Linked DNA regions of Mus musculus: region 1 is linked to region 2. Evidence: chromatin loops called from intact Hi-C (ENCODE). Cell type or tissue: heart. All regions are shown on one strand. Each heading gives the region's core, and the rest is flanking DNA. Links, peaks and the distances in the headings are about the cores only. Region 1 holds the start of Cyp2b19 (cytochrome P450, family 2, subfamily b, polypeptide 19). Region 2 holds the start of Cyp2f2 (cytochrome P450, family 2, subfamily f, polypeptide 2).

Region 1 (11,277 bases), core at 4,214-8,213, 370 kb after region 2:
TTTCCCTATGTCACTTTCTCCTCCCTTTCTCTTTTCTCCCAGATGTTCTGCATCTCCTCCACTCTGTTTCTTCCTCTCCTCACCATCCTCTGTCCCCTCCCATCTTTTTCTCTGACAACATCCCCATCCTTCACTTTCACCCACCCCATCTCTCATCCATGCAGGACTAACCTTCTCCATGCGCAGAAGGTAGGTATCAATGAAGTCTCGTGGAGCACTGGGGTCCAAGGTGGCCCTGTGCTTCTCCACACTATGGCCAATGTAGTCAAGGATTTCCTGCAGGTTTTTGGAGATTTGTCTGTGGGCACCAGGAAAGTACTTCAGGATGGCAGAGAAGAGCTCAAACACCTGCAAGAAGGAGAGACTCAGGGGGTCACCTGGACCTTTCCGGTCACAGGAAGTGGGCAGTGATCCTAGGTACTCAGATTTCATGAAGTAACACACACACACACACACACACACTACATATATATATATATATATATATATATGTATATATATATATATATATACACACACACACACATATATATATATATATATACACATACACACATATATATACATGTATATGTATATATATATACATATATACACACACTATATATGAGTGTGTTATATATATGTATATATAAATATATATATACACACATATGTATGTATATATATATATATATATGTGTGTGTGTGTGTGTGTGTGTATACCATACACATGCATGCTTTTGAACTGTAGTTCCAAATTGTCTCTAACCTTTGTCCTACATTCTCTGTATCTCTCTTTTCCTTTCCTCTGTGCTCCTTCCCAAGTCCCTTTGCCAAACTGTCTTTGTTTTAATTTGTGGGTTGTGTGTGGGTGGGGTCACAGGGTATCATTTTAGCAAGACTGACCTTAAACTCAATATGTAGCCAAGGATCACCCTGAATTTCTGATCCCCCAGCTTCCACCACCCAAATGCTGGAATTTCATGTTTGATATACCACCAAACCCAGGATGTATAGTGCTGGGGATGAGCCCAGGGGATCATGCATGAAAACAGTATTCTGTCTTCTGAACTACATCTTCATAACACATCATTGTTTTCTTCATGTCTGGATGGCTCTGTATTTCTACATTGAGGTCGCTCTAACCTGTTAAACATGCCCCCTCCTTGCCTCCAGGTCTCAACCACTTTATTTCTCCATGCTGTCTCTGTCTTTCTTCCAGCCCTAAGACACTCCCTCCTTCACCTACAAAGCAATCTCTTGTTTCCTCTGCCTTGGATGCTCCTCTTTTCCCACCCACTGACCTGGCTGGACAATGAGCTCATGAGGGAAAATGTCTGGTAGATCAGATTTAGCAGATGCAGGAATTGGTGGTCTTTGTAGTCAAAGCGCTCTCCAAAGACAATGGAGCAGATGATATTTGCTACGATGCACTGGAAGTAGAAGGTGGGGTTCAGAGGGGCTCCTGGAGGATGAGGAGGCAAGACAGGAGACAGGAGATATAGGACCATGGGGATATTTGAATTTATTTCCATCTTGTGAGGCAGCTGACACCACTCACTACTCAAAGAACAGCAACAGTAGCTAACCTCACTAGCACATATATGATGGACCAAGCCCTGTTCTAAGCACTGAATGCATCATTTTATTTAATTTCCTCAGGATATCGGACATAAGATGCAGTGTTGGTAGCATACAGAGTGGGAAGCTAAGTTCACTAAGAACACAGCTACTCACAACTGGGGTCAGCATTCAGACCCCTAGGAGCTGAGAGGGACTGTAAGACTGTGAAAGGCAGCCTGGTTCTTGGTTGAGCACAGGCTGGAAACCCCGGTGACTCTGCAGGTACGGTAGGTGGTTTGCCATGCTCCTAAATACTAGGCTCCTGACACGAGGCTGCAGCCCTCCATAGATTTGTGGCCATCAGTCACGTAAGGGTAATGCCCTAAGCCCCTCCACAAGTAGAAGAAATGACCACAGGTAACATAGCCTCAAGACAAATCTCCATTTTAATGAGATACCTAAAGGTCTGGAGGCCTGGCCAATAAACTCCCCTTCCCAGACACTCCTTCCTGCAAAAGGTATTTAACCTCAGGTCCTCCCTGAGAGACTGGGGTACGGTTTTATTCATCTACTTTCCTCTGTGACAATAAATGTCTTAAAACCACGGACTGCCTCTTTTCATTGGGATCCACCGTGGGGAGCAATGGACCAGGCCTTCGCCTAAAGAGCCAGCCATCTAATCTCCCACAGAAGGCCTCTCAGTGCTCCACCAAGCCAAACCAGTTGTCCACTGGACAAACCAAGGACTCCTCCCCACAGGACCCAGATGGAGCTCTCCCCTATTTTCCCCTTCGGCCCTGGGTTAGATCCAGGCTGTGGGTCCTCACTCTGTTCTCAGCTCTTCCGAGGCTCCTGTCGGTGTTCAAGAGCCTGAGAACCAGATGACCCTTGCAGGGCCACAGATCCCCAAGCCAGCTCCAGCTGTCCTGCACTTCAGACTACGCTCCCCCACCCCCTGGAACAGTGTCTTGTGGCTTCCCCATAGCCTGAACCCACCCATGTGGGTTAAGTGCAGTCTAAAGTCCCAGGTCCTGCCTCCACCAGTGGCCTGAGCCCTGTGGCAGAGTAGATGTGGGGCACTCCATAATTCTACAAGGGACAGCATGTATAGTTAGTGTCCACAATGTACCTCCTCCCTGGTCACCATTCTGACTCTGAGCTGATAGTTAATTCCCAGTGGCAGGAAAGGACAGAGAAAGGTTCAGGGATTGCCTGTATGGATTCACATGCCCTGCATGTTCCACTCCCATCTGCCAGTCTTCATCCCTTCTCAGACTTCTGGCTCTGTGGTGTTTCAGAAGCCATCAGGACCTGCTGTCTTTTGCAGGCCAGGTTAAGTCATGGACCCTGGTGGTTGGAGGTTTGTTGTCTGTCCAACAATATTGGGCCCTTCTTGCTTTCTCCCTGGAACTGGCTTGTCTATAGTCTCTGATTCTCTGTAGAGCCTTCCCTGAGTCTATTCAGTTTCACTCTCAGCCTTAAAACTTGTCTTCCTTTGGATCCTTGATCTCTATGACTTGTCTTTCCAGCCATTTTTCCCAGTCTCTGCATCTTTCTTCCTCTCCTGCTTCTGCATTGCCATCACCTCAGCTCTCCTGAGAAACGTCAATAAGAGACCACAAATGCCTGCTGTGAAAAAAATGGAGCTACAAATCAAGGTCTCTGTCTCCAAGATGCCCTTGGAATCACGAAGGACCCAGAAGTGCCTGAGAATTCTACCAAACTACAACTCCCATGAGTCTCTGTGCTCACTGATTCCCATCAGCACAAGAACAAGGAGAAATCACAGTTTCTGCTTTGAACATGTCTGCAGTTCTTCCTGCTTCCTTCATTTTCATTTACCTAAGCTCTGTATTTGCCTTTGGTTGACCAGTGGTTGTCAACCTGTGGGTCATGATCCCTTGGAGATCAAACAACACAGGGGATGCCTGAGTCCATCAGAAAACACAGATATTTACATTATGTTTCCTAATAGTAGCAAAATTACAGCTATGGAGTAGCAAAAAATTTTTCTACGGTTGAGGAGTTAACACAACATGAGGAACTTTATTAAAGGGTCATAACTTTAGGAAGGTTGAGAACCATGGGACTAAGACCATTGTGGGGCAGGGAGGGCATGATGAAGATTAGGCCAAGGTGGACTTGAACTCTATGTGTAGTAGAAGATGACCTTGAAAATGTCAACATCCTGCCTCCACCTCTGGACTTCAAGGATTACAGCCACACCCCACCATGACAACTATATATGGTACTAGAAGCATTCTCCAACTCACCCACAACAACAGTGTAGGCCAGGACCTCACAATGTGGACAGGACTGGCCTTTAACTCATGACCATCTTGTCTCAGCCTTCTGAGTTCTAAGATGGCAAGTATATACCAACCACACCCAATTGACAGATAAAATTAATTCAAAGATTGATTTTTCTGTATACAAGTGACCAGCATGGTTAAACTATGTCTCTGAGATATTTGTGGATAATATAAACCTCACTTTTCTTTTTATGTCTCTGTATTTTTCTCTCTCCACATTTATCCATATCTACCCTTCATCCCCTCATCTCTCTTCTGTCTCTACAGTCTTTCTCTACCCTTGTGTGTCTCTTTCTTTGGTTGTGCCCTCATATCTTCTTTATGTCCACTCTCCAAGACTCACCCTTGTATTTCTTCAGTTCCTCCACCAAACATTGGGCCTCTTCCTTTATCCGCTCCTCCACACTCCGCTTTCCCATCCCAAAGTCTCTCATGGTGGCCAGAGAGAATCGCCGAAGGGTTTTCCAACGTTCCCCACTGGAAAAGATCACACCTAAGAAAGTAGGGGAAACATGGGTGGTTGGGTCACATTGGAAATTCAGAGAATCCCCAGTCCTTTCCCATGGCTTGGATCCCACCTCTCAGATTCACCTTCCTGGGTCACATCCTCCTTTTCACCCTGTCCCATATCTCACCATATCCCTGAACAATTGGATCAAGCACAGCAACTGTCCCTCGGCCAGAGAAAGCCTCAGCTTGGTTCACCAGAGCTTCCCTTATGGTGTCTGTCCCGCACAACATGACCACGGGCCTCGGTCCCAGGTGTACTGTGAACACATCTCCATATTTTTCTTGAAGCTGCCAAACCATAAGGGCACCAGGATTGTGGCTAGTCAGCACAGACATTGTTGTTAAACCGTTAAAATGCTTAGATACAGATTGATAAATAGGCATCTCCTCTCCTGGCCATCCTTCCCCTTCTGAGGACCTAAGAGTTGAAGGGTTATTTCACTACCCAGCAGGTCTGCACTATTGGTTGTATGTTCTAATCAATGCACCAGAACTGTAGAGTTTGAGTAGGGCTCTAAACACATGACTATAAACTCAACCTTGAGGAGGTAGAGGCCATATAATGAGTAGTTATGTTTGGGTATGTATCCACTTGGAAGCCTTCCTGGGCTACCTAAGGCCCTACCTCAAAACAAAATAAATAGATATGGATCTATATATAGATATGAATATAGATACAGATGTAGATATAGACCTATGACCACACCCTTCAGTCTGGCCAGCAGTTCCTGACATCTTATCTAGATACCATGCCTTCTGAAAACAGTCAGAGAGAATGGCCCTGACCCATTCAGTGGGTTACTTGGGAGGGAAAATGGATGACCCCTGCTGGTGGTCCTAACTTCAAGCATGTCTACAGTACAAATCAGGAAACTATCTGGCAGTGCAGTTGTCTCTGGGCATCTCTAGGGAATTGGTACCAGGAATATCCAAACCTTCCAGTGCTGAAAGCCCTTGAATAGAATGGTGCACATTTGCAAATAACCCACCCTCATCCTCTTGTGACCTTTAGCTCATTCTAGATTTCCATGCTGCTAATAGAAATTAGATGCTGTGGAAATGGTCAGCACACATGTTGTTTTGGGAATAATTCTATGAAAAAGCTCTATATGTTTGATGTTGATGTATTTACAATTTTAGGTGGGGTTGCAGCACCATACCTTATGGAACAGTGAAAGAACAATCTACAGATCAGATACAAGATATTATATAAAACTTGGAGGAGGATCATGAGTTTGTGATTACCCTGGGAAAAGTGGGACAACCTTGTCTCAAAAGCTAAATATAAATGAATGATTATGCCAGTGAATCCAGGTGGCTGATCTGTTAAAAACCAAAGGAGGGCAAGAAGTTGGGATTGCTACCACTATATCTGCTCTCTTAATGGGCCACCAGGTCATGGATAGTCATTGATTATTGCACATTGATTATTATGAACAAGTGATAATTTAACACAAAATACCACTTGTGAAGCAACAGTACAGAGACTGGTATAGACAGTGCCAGTGTCCTTGGCTTGTATAGTGCATGGTGTTTATAGCTGATTAGCCCTACCTACCTATCTACCTACTCACCTCACCTCCCGCCCTTCTCCTCCTCTTTGTCCTGGAACACCTCAGGCTAATCTCTTTTGTTGGCAGGAGCAAAACCTATGGTTGATACCTCTGACATTTTTCTTTCTCTTCTAGAAAAGACAAGCTCCAAGGAGTGAAGCTACACACTTACACCTCAACACCTTCACACCTCTCGTGTTCTAAGCACAGTGTCCACAACAGTTCCAACACTGGAAGACTTGCCTGTCCATCTGAGTACCATCATTATGAGACAGCATGTCACTGTTCACTCAGTGACATTCCCACCTGAATATACAGCCTGGAAGGAGCCCCTTGCTCTTCCTGCTGAGAGACCTCCAAGAGCAAACCTGGGCTAAGCCCACAGGTCTCAGGCCCTGTGGATGGCTCACCTGTATGAAAGAGCTCAGAAGGCCCCGTCTGTCCATCTGCAAGAGGTTACCCAAGAAGGGCAGGGGACGAGGTCCTGGTGGGAAGTGGCCATGGGTCTTTGGCTGACTTTGGCTGACTAAGAATATCAAGAAGCCTGTGGTGAGAGCGAGAAGGAGCAGCACACTGAATTCCATGGTCCTGGTCTAATCACTTCTGACTTCAGTGCACACTCCAGCAGGATCTTTTATGGTGAACCTGCCCTCCTACTCACTTATGCAACTCCAGCTATTCCCGCCTCTGTTCTCATCATTGTCCAGGTGTGTGAGCACCCATACTTCCTGTTTGGGCTGCTGGTGACCTGCTCACTCCCCATTCCTTTACCCCAACCCTAGATGTTGGCAATGACATCATGAAATAGACACACAGGACAAAAGGGCATTAAGAGGAACATATCTTGATTTCTGCACTTGCCAGCTCAGTTTTATCTGTTTATTTACTCAGGCATGGACCTGTGTGTGCTGCATATGTGAAGGAACATTTCTCTTTTTTTCACTTATTTATTTATTATTTAATTAATTAAATCATTTTACATCCTGATCAATGCCTTCTCCTTGCTATCCCTCCTCCCCATAGTCCCTCCACTCAACTTTCCATCTCCTTCTCCTCTGAGAGGGCGGAGGCCCCCACTAGGTATCAGCCTATCCTGACACATCAAGTCTCTGCAGGGCTAGGCACACCCTCTCCTGCTGAGGCCAGACAAGGCAGCCCAGGTAGGAGAACAGATCCACAGATTGGCAACAACTTTAGGGACAGCCCCCACTCCAGTTGTTGGGGAATCCCCATGAAGACAAACCTGCATATTTGCTACATGTGTGCATGTGTGTGTGTGTTAATTAGGTCTAACCCATGTATGGTTGGTGTTTCAGATTCAGAGATTCCCCCAAGGGTCCAGGTTAGTTGACTCTGTTGGTCTTCCTGTAACATTTCTATCTCCTCTATGACCCTTGATCCTTCCCCCAACTCTCCATAAGAGTCCCTGAGCTCTGTCCAAAATTTGGTTGTGGATATCTGCATCTGTTTCAGAGAGATGCTGGGTGGAGCCTTTCAGGGGACAGTTATGCTAGGCTCCTGTCTGCACAATAGAGTATTATTAGTAGTGTCAGGGATTGGTGCTTATCCTTGGGATGGGTCTCAAGTTGGGTTGGTTATTGGTTGGCCATTCCTTCATTCTCAACTCTATTTTGCTCCATGCATTTCTTATAGACAGGACAAAGTTTGAATTGAAAGTTTTGAGGGTGGGTTGATATCCTTATTCGTCCCCTGGGGATGCTGCCTGGCTACAGGAGGTGTCCTCTTCAGGTTCCATAGTCCCACTGGTAGGAGTCTCAGCTAAAATCACCCCCATAGATTCCTGAGAACCTCCCCATCCCAGATCTCTGATACATCCTAAAGGTTCCCCCAACCCTTACTCCCATTAGGTGCCAAATTCCATTCATTCTCCTTGCCCTCTGGCCCCCTTTCTTGTCTCTCCCCATACCTGATCCCAAACACCCCCCTCCCATTTCCCTCCTCATCCCCTCTCCCACCCAGTTCCCTACATCTTATGACTATGTTATTCCCCCTTCTAAGTTATATTCAAGCATCCACATTTGGGCCTCCCTTCTTTAGCTTCTTTGGGTCTTTAGAGTGTAGCATAGGCTTCCTTTACTGATAAGTGGCTGATATCCACTTATAAGGGAGTACATGCCATGTGTGTCCTTTTGAGTCTGGGTTACCTCACTCAGGATGATATTTTCTAATTCCATCCATTTGCCTGCAAGATTCTTGATGTCCTTGTTTTAAATAGCTGGATAGTATTCCATTGAGCAAACAAACCACATTTCTTGTATCTATTCTTTAGTTGAGGGACATCTGGGTTGATTCCAGTTTCTGGCTATTATGAATAAAGCTGCCATGAACATAGTGGAGTAAGTGTCCCTATGGTATAGTGGGGCATCTTTTGAGTAAATGCCCAGGAGTGGTATATCTGGGTCTTTAGGTAGAACTATTCCTAATATTTTGAGAAATGGCCAAATTGATTGCCAGATTGAATGTGCATGCATGGTCTTCTCTGTTCCTCTAGATATGTTTGCATGTATACAAATGTATATGTGTGTATGTCTGTCCTGTCTGTCCATCTGCCTGTCTGTCTGTGTTGTCTTTCTTTCTTTCTTTCTTTCTTTCTTTCTTTCTTTCTTTCTTTCTTTCTTTCTTTCTTCCTTCCTTCCTTCCTTCCTTCCTTCCTTTCTTTCTTTCTTTCTTTCTTTCTTTCTTTCTTTCTTTTTCAAGACAGGGCTTCTCTGTATAGCCCTGGCTGCCCTGCAACTCACTCTGTAGACCAGGATGGCCTTGAACTCAGAAATTCGCCTGCCTCTGCCTCCCAAGTGCTGGGATTAAAGGTGTGCACCGCCATGCCTGGCTGGTGGTTGCTTTTTAAAGATAGGATTTCTCTGTGTAGCCATGACTGTCCTGTTACTCACTCTATAGACTAGTCTGGCCTCCAACTCAGAGAACTCCCTGCCTCTGCCTCCTGAATATTAAGATTTACAATGTATGCACAGCTCACAAGTATATTCTTGCACTGTGGATCTAGTTCTCAGTGGTAGAACTAGAAGTAGAGTTTTGCATATTACTGTGTGAGTCTCACTGTGTTTGTACAAACACCAACCCCAGTGCAGATGTGACTTCTTCAGAGTCCCCATTGCATTCTCTAACCTATAACAGCCACAAATATGGAGCAAAAGAAGAAGGGCTGGGAGAAAGAGATACAGGCATGGTAAGGCTCAGCTGTCAGGTAGAGAGAGAGGCTTCAGCCTGAAAGAGGAATAGTTGGAACCGCTAGGTCTCTGATCACTGTGAATGGTGATTGCCTCCTCCTGGCTGTTTCAAGGCACATGAAGCTTCCTGACCTTCCTCTTGCTATCCCTCTCTGACAGTGTCTCTGTTCCCTCATAGACTCTGCACTGGAGGATGCAGAGCCTGTCTCAGTCTGCTTCATTTCTCCTGAAACAGAATGCAATAGACTAGGTGATTATGGTTAGCAAAAATTTTAGAAGCATTTATTCTCAAGAACACAGCACCAGTACCTGGTGAGGCCTTTGCTGCTGCACTATAACATGTCACAAGGGGCAAGCAAGTGTGCCTAAGACTGTGAGAACTAAAAAGGACCCTGAGCATGCTCATAGAAGACACACTCCTATAATACTGTCATCAATCTATTCACAAAGTGCCATGGTTAAATGGGAGAGAGGGTGTCTCTCACTCTTTTGCCTGCTTTTAGGACCAGTTCTCTTCCTACTGGCTTGCCTCATTCAGCTTTGTATGAGGGTTTGTGCCTAGTTTTATAGCTTCATGTCATGTTGTGTTTGGTTGATATCCCTAGGAATCCTGCTCTTCTCATAGGGAAAACAGAGCAGCAGTGGATCTTAGGGAGAGGAAAGGTATGGGATAAAACTGAAAGGAATGGAAAGAGGGGAATAAGTAAAGAGAGAAGAACAAGTAAAAAAGAAAGAAAGAAGAATGTGAAATATCTCCCATGATTCCATGTGTTTCAATGCTTGATCTCTAATGAACAGTATTTTAAAGAAGTTCTGATACACTTTACATGGAAGACTTAGCAGAATGAAGTAGATTACTTCAAGGACCTCCTCCCTCCCAGCCCCTGTCTCTCCTTCCCAGATGCTACCTTCTTCCCAGCTACCATGCCTCTCTGCCATGAAACTGGCCATAAATAAATCCTTCTAAACATTTGCTTCTGATCAGATATTTAACCATAGTGACAAATACAGGAACAAATGCAAAAAATCAGTACCATGAGTAGGGTTGTTATGTGATAAACATCAACTTGCTGTTCCCAGCCTGAAATTCTTTGGCAGCTTGGGCTTCAGCTATGGGAAATTGCCACTGATCAAATAGCAGCAGCAGAGAAAGAATAGAGTGTGAGTGTGAAAGAGAGATGCAGCCCCTCAACACCTTGGGCACAAACTGGGTGGAGGGTCCCAAGGTCCCCAGAGGACTCTCCATGCCACAGGCACCCTAGCATACCCAGGATCTTGGGATCACTGGTGAGTGGAATACAACATCTGTTCCAAAACAACCCAGAGGAGCTTGGGCCAGCAGGAACAGGGACACAGGAAACCTGCCCGACCAGCGGCTGGGGTTCTTTCCAGTTGGCACCAGCCCCACACCACCTTGGGCGCGAATTCTGAAGATGGTCCTACAGTCCCCAGAGGACTCTCCATGCTGCAGGCACCCTAGTCTTAGGATCACTGTGGAGTCAGCCTCCAGAGAGGGTTTTAACCCTGGGACTCAGGTGAGAGCACCATCTTGTATCCCAGGTCTCTCAGAGACCAGTCTGAACAGGAGAGCACATGGCCTCAGAAGCAACAGAGCTTCTTGGACAGGGTCCCTTGGGCCTTCATCCTCAGCCAGGAGGCGGAGCTGAGACCCAGAACTCTGGACACCTTCCCTGCAATAGGAGAGCTTGCCTGCAGAGAGTGCTCTGACCACTGGGACTCAGGAGAGAGTTGGACTCCCAGGAGTGCTGACAGAGGCTAACAGAATCACAGGAGGAACAAGCTCCAACTAGAGACAGCTAGAACATCTAACACCAGAGATTACCAGATGGCAAAAGGCAAACATAAGAATCTTACTAACAGAAACCAAGACCATTCTGCATCATCAGAAACCAGGACGCCCACCACAGCAAGTCCTGGATACCCCAACACACCGAAAAGCAAGATTCAGATTTAAAATCATATCTCATGATGCTGGTAGAGGATTTTAAGAAGGGCATTAATAACTCACTTAAAGAAATATAGGAGAACACTGCTAAATACATAGAAGCCCTTAAAGAAGAAGCACAAAAATCCCCCCAAAGAATTACAGGAAAACACTGCTAAACAGGTAGAAGACCTTAAAGAAGAAAC
Region 2 (10,579 bases), core at 1-4,000:
CAGGATCCGCTCCTCGATGCTTCTTTTTCCCATGCCAAAGTTCCGCAGGATTTGGACAGAGAACCTTCTGAGGATCTTCCAGCGCTCTCCATCGGAGAAGGCGATGCCTGGGAAGAGGAAAAGGAACGGCAAATCCAACTGGCAACCATTCCCAAATCACAGCCACCGAGTCATCTCTTCCTGCTCCATCAGGAGGGGGATTCTAAACTGACTCCGCAGTTCTTCCAGCAAATCCTTCCCGACTCTTGGGACTGGACCAGGAGCCTGCTTTGGGCTCCACAGGACTCTGGGCTTTCCACTGATCATGCTGACTCTGTATTCCCTTGTAACGACCTGTCACTTTGAGGTGTCAGAAGGCAGAGTAAAGACACATTTTGTGTCAAAATGACCTTTGAATTGTCATCAGACTTTGTTGATTGTTTATTGATTATTGAGTGCACAAATAAGATATGTAAATAAGAAAAATAAATATTGGGACACTGGAAACTTGTCCTAGGACAAGCACGGTCTCTGACCCTTTGTACAACCTTTCATGGAAGTGAGTCTCTTCCCCCTCTCTCTTTCTCTCTCTCTCTCCCTCTTCCTTCCTTCCTTCCTTCCTTCCTTCCTTCCTTCCTCCCTCCCTCCCTCCCTCCTTCTTCTTCTTCTTCTCTCTCTCTCTCTCTCTCTCTCTCTCTCTCTCTCTCTCTTTCTTTCTTTCTGGAAAATAAACATTTAATTTAAATTTTGAGAAAACATCCCATTTCTAAGCATCAGTTTACCCTTTTTGACTCATTTCTACATTTTCTCCAAAAGGCCTTTGTTGGTTAACCTCATTGGAAATGTCTGTGAAGAGAGAAGCTCAAAGGAGAAACTGCTTCCAGTTAATAGGCCCGTGGTTGTTGTCTGTCAGGGCATTTCTTAATTGCTAATTGGTATAGGAGAGCCCAGCCCACAGTGTGCAGTACTATCTCTAGGCAGGTTCTTCCCCACTTTCTAAATCTTTTGGTACTAGGATTGATTGACCCAAGGGCCACATAAACACAAAGGCAAGGACACTATCACAGTACCACCTTTCAAAAAGTCATAACCAAACCAAACCCTTTTGCTTTTGTTCTTGACAGTGCCTTCCTATGTAACTCTGGCTGGCCTGAAATTCATTCTGCAGACCAGGCTGGCCTTGAACTTGCAAAGATTCCTGTGGTTCGGCCCATCAAATGCTGTGATTACAAGTGTGTGCTCTCATACCGGACTCTCTTTTCACTTTTACTAATAGTATAAGATTGTTACATTTATTTATTGGATGTGTGTGTGTGTGTGTGTGTGTGTGTGTGTGTGTATACACATGTGCCATAAATATGTGAAGGTCAGAGTGTAACTAGCAGGAATCAGTTTTCTCTTTTTACCATGTGGGTTGCAGGAATTGAACTCAGGAGGCTGGAGAGGTGACTCAGTGGTTAAGAGCACTGACTGCTTTTCCAAAGGTCCAGAGTTCAATTCCCAGCAACCACGTGGTGGCTCACAACCATCTGTAATGGGATCTGACACACTCTTCTGGTGTGTCTGAAGACAGTGACAGTGTACTCACATACAATAAATAAACAAATCTTAAAAAAAAGAAGAAAGTAAAAGAAAAAAGGAATTGAACTCAGGTAGTCAGTCTTGTCAGTAAGACCCTTACCTCTTGAGCCATATCACTGGCCCTACATTTTATTATTTGTATTGATACCAGCTGTCTTCCTCAGTCACTCTCCACAGCTGTTTTATTAAGGCAATGCCTTTCACTTGAGTCCAGAGCCTGCCAATCCAGCTAGTCTGGTTATCTAGCTCTGGTGATCCCTTGTCTCTGACTTGTGTGTGTGTGTGCTGGGATTACAGGCAGCCACTGTGCCCACCTGGCATTTATGTGAGGGCTGGAGCTCTGAATTCCCAACCTCACACTTCTGCAGCAAGTGCTTCACCCTCTGAGCCATCTTCCTAGGCCCTGAACTCTTTCACCCTGTCTTGCCCTGGCTGGTCACCTTCATCATTCAGGACCTCTGGGGCAGGAATTCCTTCCTGGCTGGGTCAGGTATGTTCTTTGGGTTCCTGCAGCTCCTCAACACAGTTCTGACCATGCCGGGATGTCACAGTCTCATGATGGCCTCTGTTTTAGGAATCATGGGATAAAGTCTTGTGTGTTATATTTCTTTTTAAAAAAATTTTTTTTCATGTGCAATTGGTTTCTTGCCTGCACATATTTCTGTGTGAGGGTGTCAGATCCCCTGAAACTTGAGTTACAGACAGTTGTGAGTTGCCATGTGGGTGCTGGGAATCAAATCTGGATCCTCTGGAAGAGCAGTCAGTGCTCTTAACCACTGAGCCATCTCTCCAGCCCCAAGTGTTGGATTCTTAAATTTTTAAAAAATTTCTTTTGTTATAGTAAAGACTTGGCTGTTGAAGAAGAAAGAAGATGAAGGAGATGGTTCAGTGGGTAAGGTGCTTGCCGTGCACGCACAAGGACCTGAGTTCTATTCCCACCACCCACGTTTTGCTAGGCGTGACCATGACTATTCCTGGTGCAGTGGTGCAAAGACAGGTGGAGACAGACTCTGTCACAAACAACGTGCAAACAAACACCCTCTCCCCAAATGAGATAGGATTTGAAAGGGGGGGGAACACTGATGTAGGCCTGAAAGAGATTGGTGAGACAAAGGCTAAAATAACTCGGCTACTTGATTGAGTGGAAATTTGATGATGTGGTTGAGATAGAGTAAGGATGGGGTGAACGTAGGGTTCGACTGAGTGGACGTGGAGGTTGGTCAGGTTGCTCAGTTCGAGGTGCTGGAGGTGAGGTAGATCCTACCCTCCTTTCAGCATTGCTTGTCTGCATCCTTCATGAGGTCATTAGTGAGATCTGCAGCTCTGAGTGGACAGCTTCTCACCCTTATTCCCTACCTAGATATGCAAGGGCTAGAGGCTGGAGGAGGTGAGGGTGGGCTTACCGTTGCCCCTGGTGAAGTTGAAAAAGACGGGGTATGCGCCTCGGCCACTGAACTCCTCCCCTTTGTCCACAAGAGCCTCCTTCACAGTTTGGTATCCGCTGAGGACTATCACAGGCCTGGACCCCAGGTACACCGTGAACACCGACCCATACTCCTTGCTAAGCTGGAGGTAGAAGAGAGAGTTTACAGGGGGCTTAGTGGCCGTGGCAACCCTTCCTGGCTCCATTGCCCTTTGCCCTTGCCAAGTCTCCTGCACCTTGGTGAGGGAGGTCAGCAAGTCTTGGGAGCGAAGCTGCAGCAGGTTTCCCAGGATTGGGAGAGGTTTGGGTCCTGGAGGCAGCTGGCCCTTGCCCCGTGAGCTGAAGGTCAGGGACAGAGAGATGACAGCCAGGAGGAGAAGCAAGATGGCTGTGCTCACACCATCCATAGTGAAGGCAGCTGCAGCGCCTGGAGGGACAAAGAGGGAGAAGTCAAGTGTGGGGTCCCCCTACTTAGTTCTTCTGGAACTTTCCTCCTTTGAACCCAGGCAATGGGACTGTGGAGGGAAGGGGAGGTGGAGTGATGTCAGAGTGTTAAGAGGGAGAGGGGGAAGAAGGAAAAGGGGAGAAGGAAGAGTGTGTGTGAACACAGACTAATTGTCAAAACATAAACGTGCGAAAGGAATGCAGAGATAGGCAGAGACAGACAGCTACAGAAACCCAAAGCAACAGTCACAACATAGGAAACAGTGGAATCTATGTCTTTTCTGTTTACGTAGCTGTATTATCTATCAGCTAACAATATATTGTCCATTAACCATCTATCTACTGATAGTCTATCATCTATCAATAATCCATCTAACATCTATCTATCTATCAATCATTTTTCATTTATCTCTCATCTGTCTATCTTAAACCATCTACCAAAACACTGGTTCTCACAAAAAGAAATAACAAAATATAGAGAGACACGCAGAGATGGGTACAGACAGAGAAAATCACAGGGAGAGGGGAGAGGGGACAGGGGAGAGGGGAGAGGGGAGAGGGGAGAGGGGAGAGGGGAGAGGAGAGAGGGGAGAGGGGAGAGGGGAGAGGGGAGAGGGGAGAGGAGAGAGAGAGAGAGAGAGAGAGAGAGGGGGAGAGAGAGAGAGAGATGACTTCAGAGAAAGAGAAAGAAGAGAGATGGCGTTGAAGAGACGGATGCACACACACTTTTTTCCCTGGTCTATTAAGACAGGGTCTCACGTGGCAGGCCATGCTGGCTTCAGATTAATCCCAGCTGCAGCCTCTTGAGTGCCAGGATTATAGGTATTCACTGCACCTAGCTCAGAGATGCACACCAAGAAACAGAGTCAGACCAGCCACAATGTTGCACACCTGCAACCCAGCATGGGGGAGGCAGAGGCAGGAAGATATTAAAGGTTTGAGGTTAGCCTTTCTACATAGTGGGTTTCTAGCCAGTCCAGGGCCATGCACACAATCTTGTCGCAGGAAGCAAAACAACAAAACAAAACAAAATAAAACAAAACAAAAAACCCCTTCAAATAAAACAACAATAAAATCCCAAACAAATGAGCTCAAAGCCAAACAAACAACAACAAAGATGCCAAACAAACAACAACAAAGACGCCAAACCAGAAAACTATGAAACCATCCAGTGATAGACACTGCAAAATAAAGGATCTTAAAAGACATGTATTAAAATGACACCCATGATATTGCTGCTTGTCAAGTTAAAAAGAAGAAAATAAATAAGGAATAAAGGGTGTGGGGAAGTGGGGAGATGGATGGGAGACGGGAGAGAGAGAGAGAGAGAGAGAGAGAGAGAGAGAGAGAGAGAGAGAGAGAGAGAGAGAGAGAGAGAGAGAGAGAGATCCTTTTAAAAGGGCCTGGAGACTGGAGGACAAACGGCATGCATGGTCCACAAGCTGAGACAGACATACAAGTCCCAGAATTGATTTGCAGAGACAGAGACAGAGACCTCTCTTGGGAGCCACCCCTCACCTGTATCAGTATTCTGCAGCAATGTTCTGAAGTTCTTGTGTGTGCTGCAGTGTATGTGTGTATGTGGGGGCAGGGCATGCCCTTAAGTTGTCTCTCCATGCTCCTCCTCTGCCCTGCCTTCTTTCCTGGTTCTTCCAGTGATTTTAATCTCCTCCTACCATCCTAGCATACCTTGTCTATAGACCTTGGGCTCTTAGCCAGCTGGCATGGTGGGGTAAATGTGGCCACACCTCTAGAACCCTCTGTCACTTGACTGGGTCTTCCTGGCTTGAAGGCTGACCTTAAATCCCTTTTGTGTGGACAGTACTTGCTATCTGCCTTAGGACAGAGCAAAGGCTTTCCGACTCTGGACCCGGTTCTTGAGGAGAAGGTGGGGTTATGGGGTGTTGGCTAAAATAATTAACAGGCCAGGGAGGGAGTATTGTGATCTAGTACTGGATCCAGTCCTAGTTTGAGCTCTTCTGTTCTGTGTTTATGAGTTCAAGTCCAGTTTTGCTTCCCTAGCTAGGAGGCCTTGTGTAAGGCCCATTCCCTTTCCATTGAGTCCTCATTTCTGGGCATCTCTCTCAGTGGATTCTTCTTGCAGTCTTGCAGTTTGTCTCTGAAATTCTATATGACTCTCATTCTGTCTCTCTTAGTCTGGCAATAAAATATCCTGAGACACGTATTAAAACAACACACATATGATATTGCTGATTGTCAAGTTAAAAAAAAAAAAGAAGAAGAGAAAGAAGGAAATAGAGACTAAAAGGGAAGGAAAGGTGGATATGTTGTAGCCAAGGGTCTGGCAGACCCTTAGAAGTGTATCCATCTTTGCTGTCCTTCTGAAGGGTAGGAGATGAGGCACTTGGAGTCATCCTTTCTCTTTAAGATTATTTTAAAAATTTAATTATGTGTATGGATCTGGTATGTGCATGTGAGTGCAGTTGCCCACAGAAGTCAGAGTCAGATTCCCCGGATTTGGAATTGTAGGCTGTTGTGAGCAGTGCAGGAACCAAACTTGGAGTCTCCGTAAGAGTGGTGCAGGCTCTTAACCCCCGAACCATCTCTCTAGTCTGGTCTTGTGTGACCGTGAATGTCTTAGAACTTGCTATGTAGCTAAGGGTGACCTTGAACTCTGGAACTTTCAGCTTCACCCCTGGAATGATGGCACTATGGGCATGTGCATCCGCACCTGGTTTTGGTAACTGGCGAGGATGAAATGCAGGGCTTCATGCATGGTAGACAGACCTCCCTGGCCCTCCCTTTCTTTCTCTCTGCGTTTCTCCCGTTCTTATCTCCCAGTAAGTTCTTGTAGGTTGTATCTCTTCTATACTATTGGCTTCTATGGCTTATGCTTCTGTGACTGTGAGTACAGTGGGCTTAGGCTGAAGGACGGTTAAGGAGAAAGGCAGGGCCACAGAAAAGGGATCGCAGACTCAAATCACACTCTCCCTCACTGCCTCATATAAGGTTCTCCTTCTGTTTTCCTGAGTCACTGCCCCCATGTCTGTTCTTGGCTCTCATCTTGGAAACTGTTCCAAGTTTCTCAACTTCTGTCCAGATCAGAAGGATAGAGTGCCAAAACCAGAGTTGGCCAGGGTGAGGGGAGAAGTGAGTTAAGGTCTAGTAAGCCCTTGGAAGTGCACCAGGCTTCCTCTGCCCTTCTGGGAGGCTGTGGGAGAGGAAGTAATTCAATACTTTAGGTCTCAAGTACTCAGTGAGATGGAGGTGGGGCAGGTGGTATTGTTACAGCCCTGGACAGGCTGGTTAGGGCTGGTCCCAGGAGAGGGGTGAAAACTTCCTTGTGGGATTACAAGCCTCCTGTTTCCCATAGCAGCAACCCCTACTTCTGGTGGGGAGGTGCAGTACGGGCTCCACTCCAGTCCTTTGACTTGACTTGAATCTGGTTCGAGGGCTACCCACGTGATGGCCTCACTGGGGGAACTCAGGATTCATGAAGGGTTGTTTTAGGAACTTCGTGTTTTTCTTCTGTTCTGACTTGCTGTGCTGTTCCAAATGGAACTTGGACTCGAGCAGAGATATGCTTTAGTCTTTAAGCTTGGTGCCATTGAGATTTTGGGGCTTATAATTTATGTGGAAGGCTGTGCCGTGTGTGGTAAGATGCCAGAAGCCATTTCTCCATCCATCTGGTTATGATAGAACCAAATGGCTTTGGAGGTTCTTCCTCGTTTTTGTTGTACACATTCTGTTTAGATTTATTTTGTTTTATATGTATGAATGTTTTGCCTGTGTGTATATCTGTGTACCAAACGCATGCCTGGTGCCTGAAGAGATCAGAAGAGAATGTTATATCCGCTGGAACTATAGTTAGGGATAGTTGTGAACTGAGCCAAATCTTTTACAAAAGTTATCTCTCCAGCCCTACGTGTGTTCTTTTTCTTTCCTTTCCTTTCCTTTCCTTTCCTTTCCTTTCCTTTCCTTTCCTTTCCTTTCCTTTCCTTTCCTTTCCTTTTCTCTTATTTTCTTTTTTCCTTTTCCTTCCTTCCTCCCTCCCTCCCTCCCTCTCTCTTTCCTTCCTTCTTTCTTTCCTTCCTTCTTTCTTCTTTTTTCCCCCTTTTTTTCCGTTTTTGATTCTGGAGATCAAATCTAAAGCCTTATATATGCTAAACAACCAACTGATAAAAGTTCTACCACTGAGCCACACCCCCAGCCCCTCACTGGGGGATTCCTGGCAAGTGTTCTACCACTGAGCCACGCCTCCAACCTCTCACTGTTAGGTTCTAGGCAAAAAAGTATAGTTACCAATAATGCACCCAGCCCATTACTGGTTGATTAGACTCACTCTTGATTTTGTAAGACTTTGAGGTACATCCATAGGTTATTTACTTAAGATTTCATGAATATTTATGTATTTGAGACAGGGTCTCACTATGTAGCTTTGGCTGGCCTTGAATTCACAGAGATCTGTTTGTTTCTGTCTCCCATGTGCTGGGATTAAAGGCATGCAGCACTTTGTCTGGTGCTTTGGCCTTAAAAATATTTATTTTAGCCATGCGTGCATGGTGGCACATGCCTTTAATCCCAACACTCAGGAGGTAGAGGGAGGTGAATTCCCATGAGTTTAAGGCCAGCCTGGTTTACTGAGTGAGTTTCAGGACAGCCAGGGCTACACCCAGAGAAATCTTGTCTCCAACAAACAAACAAAACAAAACAAAAAAAATTTATCTTATTATTTTAAATTTTGAGTGTGTGTGTGCACATGAATTCCAGTGCCTGAGGAGGGCTGTGGCATCAGGTTTTCTGGGGCTGAGTTATAGGTGGTTATGAGCTATTTGCAGGTGCTGGGCACCAAACTTAGGTCCTCTGCCATAGCAGGACTACTTCTTTTTTTAATTAATTTTTTCACACACTATATTTTGATCATGTTTCTTCCCCTCCCCAAATCCTTCCCAGATCCTCCCAACCTTTCTACCCACCCATCTTTATGTTCTTTCTTTTTATTAAAAAACAAGGACAAAAACAGAAGAAACAACTTTACCTCTTGACAAAACCCATAAAACCCCAAGTCAAAACAAACAGGCAAAAGACCAATGAGAGATAAACAAATAGATGACAGACAAACAACCCCCCCCCCCCCCCGCCCCAAGCCTCCCAAACCTCCCCAAAGCAAAATGAAACAAAAAGACCACAAAAATACAGTTGAGTTCCTTTCCTGTTTGACAACTATGAATTCCTTTGGCCTGTCTTTCCATTGTCCTCAGTTATGGCAGAAACCTTGCTAGTTTGGATTGGTAGTTGTTTTCTTTTAAAACTTGAAATACATCCTTCTAAGCTGTCCTGAACTTTGAAATTTGATCTGAATCATCAGCTGTTATTCTGATGACCATACTTGGCTTTGTGCCTCTCCTGCCGTTTTTCTTTTTTCTTTTTTCTTATTTTGAGACAGAGCCTCTCCACATCCAGGTCTGACCTGTAACTCACTATGTAGGCTGGTCTGCAACTCTGAGATCCATCTGCCTCTACCTCCCAACTACTGGGATAAAAGGCCTGGCCACTTTCTGCTGTTGAGTGCACACACTCCTTGTTCTGTATATTTAGTGGTTTAGGACTGATGGGCGATTTTCTCTTACCTATCTGGCTTGGCCTCTCTTTCCTTAATGTTGGGAGAATTCTCTATGATTTTGTTTAGAATGTTTTTCTAATGCTTTCAGAAGAAATTCTACTTCTATGCCTGCCTTTCTTAGATTTGTTCTTTTCATAGTATCACCAATATTTTGCAAAGCCCCGGTCCCTTCTTCTTATTTTAATTTTATTCTTGTTGGGACAGTCTAACAACTCTCTAACTCTACCCTTGTCTTCAGTCTCAGATCTCTGTCCTCTTTTCAGTCACTCTGTCTTCTCTTTGGTCCGCTCTGTTGGTGAGATTTTCTATGGAGCATTTGTTCAACTTACTGTGTTTTTCATTTCCAGCATTTTAGTTTGGATTTTTATTAAAATTTTGGTCTCTGTTAATTCCTCTTTTATATCTTGTATTGGCTTCCTCATTTCATTCAGCTGTTTGTGTCCTTCTGGAATTTATTCTGGAGTTAATTTTCTTTTTCTTTTAAAAATTTCTTTGAGCATATTTATAATAAATATTTTTGAATTCTTTGAGATTCCATCTAAATCATTCTTGCTGGAGGCAATTACTGTGGTATTGAAAATTTTTGGAGGGTTTATATTGTCTTTTCTTTTCACATTTCTTGTGTGTTTTCTTTTTTTTAAATTGGGACTTGGCTATCTGGAATTAGGTCATGGTTGAATTTATTAATTTAAAAATATTTTAAAATTAAAGATAACCAATATTATTTTACAGACAGTATTTGCACTATTCAAGAGGGATTCGTTAGGGCTAGAGTGGCTCAGTGATTAAGAATGTGTATCGCTCTTGCAGAAGACCCAAGTTCAGTCCCCAGCATTCAGGTTAGCAGGCTCACAACTGCCCATAACCTCAGCTCCAAGAGACTCCACCACCACTCTGGACTGTGAGAACACCTGCACTCACATGTGTATACATGTGTGCATGTGTGCATACACACACAAAACACACACACTAACGGACACATAAAACACATATACACACACACAAACACACATACACACACAACACACACACACAAAACACATACCACTCACATGTGTGTACATGTGTGCATATACATACAAAACACACACATAAACACATACACACAAAACACACACACAAACACACACACAAAACACACATATGAAACATAGACACAGACATATATACACATAAACACACACAAACATAAACAAGCATAAACATGACTCCACTACACTTCTGGACTCTGAGACCACCTGCACTCACATGTGTGCATGTTCAGATACACACACAAAACATATACCTAGAAACACACACAGACACACAAACACATAAACACATGCACACAAAATCACACGCACACAAAATGTATACACAAACAATACACACCCTAGTGCACACCTGGAGCCGGGCATGGTGTGTATGCCTTTAATCCCAGCACTCAGGAGGCAGAGGCAGGCGGATTTCTGAGTTTGAGGCCAGCCTGGTCTACAGAGTGAGTTCCAGGACAGCCAGGGTTATACAGAGAAACCCTGTCTCGAAAAACCAAAAATAAAAGAAAGACCACCCCCCCAAAAGTAAGTATA

Evidence for each region. Hi-C counts contacts between places; a loop is a spot of excess contacts. Peaks named below come from ENCODE experiments on the same cell type or tissue, not always from the same donor. Only the 100,000 strongest peaks of a DNase experiment are listed, where the experiment ranks them.
Region 1: a loop joins it to region 2, with 6 times the contacts of the local background. A loop is called at or near these places in 6 of 42 quality-filtered maps.

Annotation. Positions count from the first base shown.
Region 1 is chr7:26,752,414-26,763,690 of GRCm38, reverse strand. It overlaps Cyp2b19 (cytochrome P450, family 2, subfamily b, polypeptide 19), which reads right to left and starts at 6,549. Exons shown (of 9, transcript NM_007814.2): 1 at 6,331-6,549; 2 at 4,493-4,655; 3 at 4,201-4,350; 4 at 1,287-1,447; 5 at 172-348. The coding sequence starts at 6,504. It overlaps Gm51442 (a long non-coding RNA gene), which reads left to right. Exons shown (of 2, transcript XR_003946615.1): 2 at 6,056-6,907. In heart, for the core only: no CTCF peak of the experiment used is centred there; no DNase peak of the experiment used is centred there.
Region 2 is chr7:27,114,382-27,124,960 of GRCm38, reverse strand. It overlaps Cyp2f2 (cytochrome P450, family 2, subfamily f, polypeptide 2), which reads right to left and starts at 5,006. Exons shown (of 10, transcript NM_007817.2): 1 at 4,946-5,006; 2 at 3,220-3,410; 3 at 2,964-3,126; 4 at 1-107. The coding sequence starts at 3,390. In heart, for the core only: no CTCF peak of the experiment used is centred there; no DNase peak of the experiment used is centred there.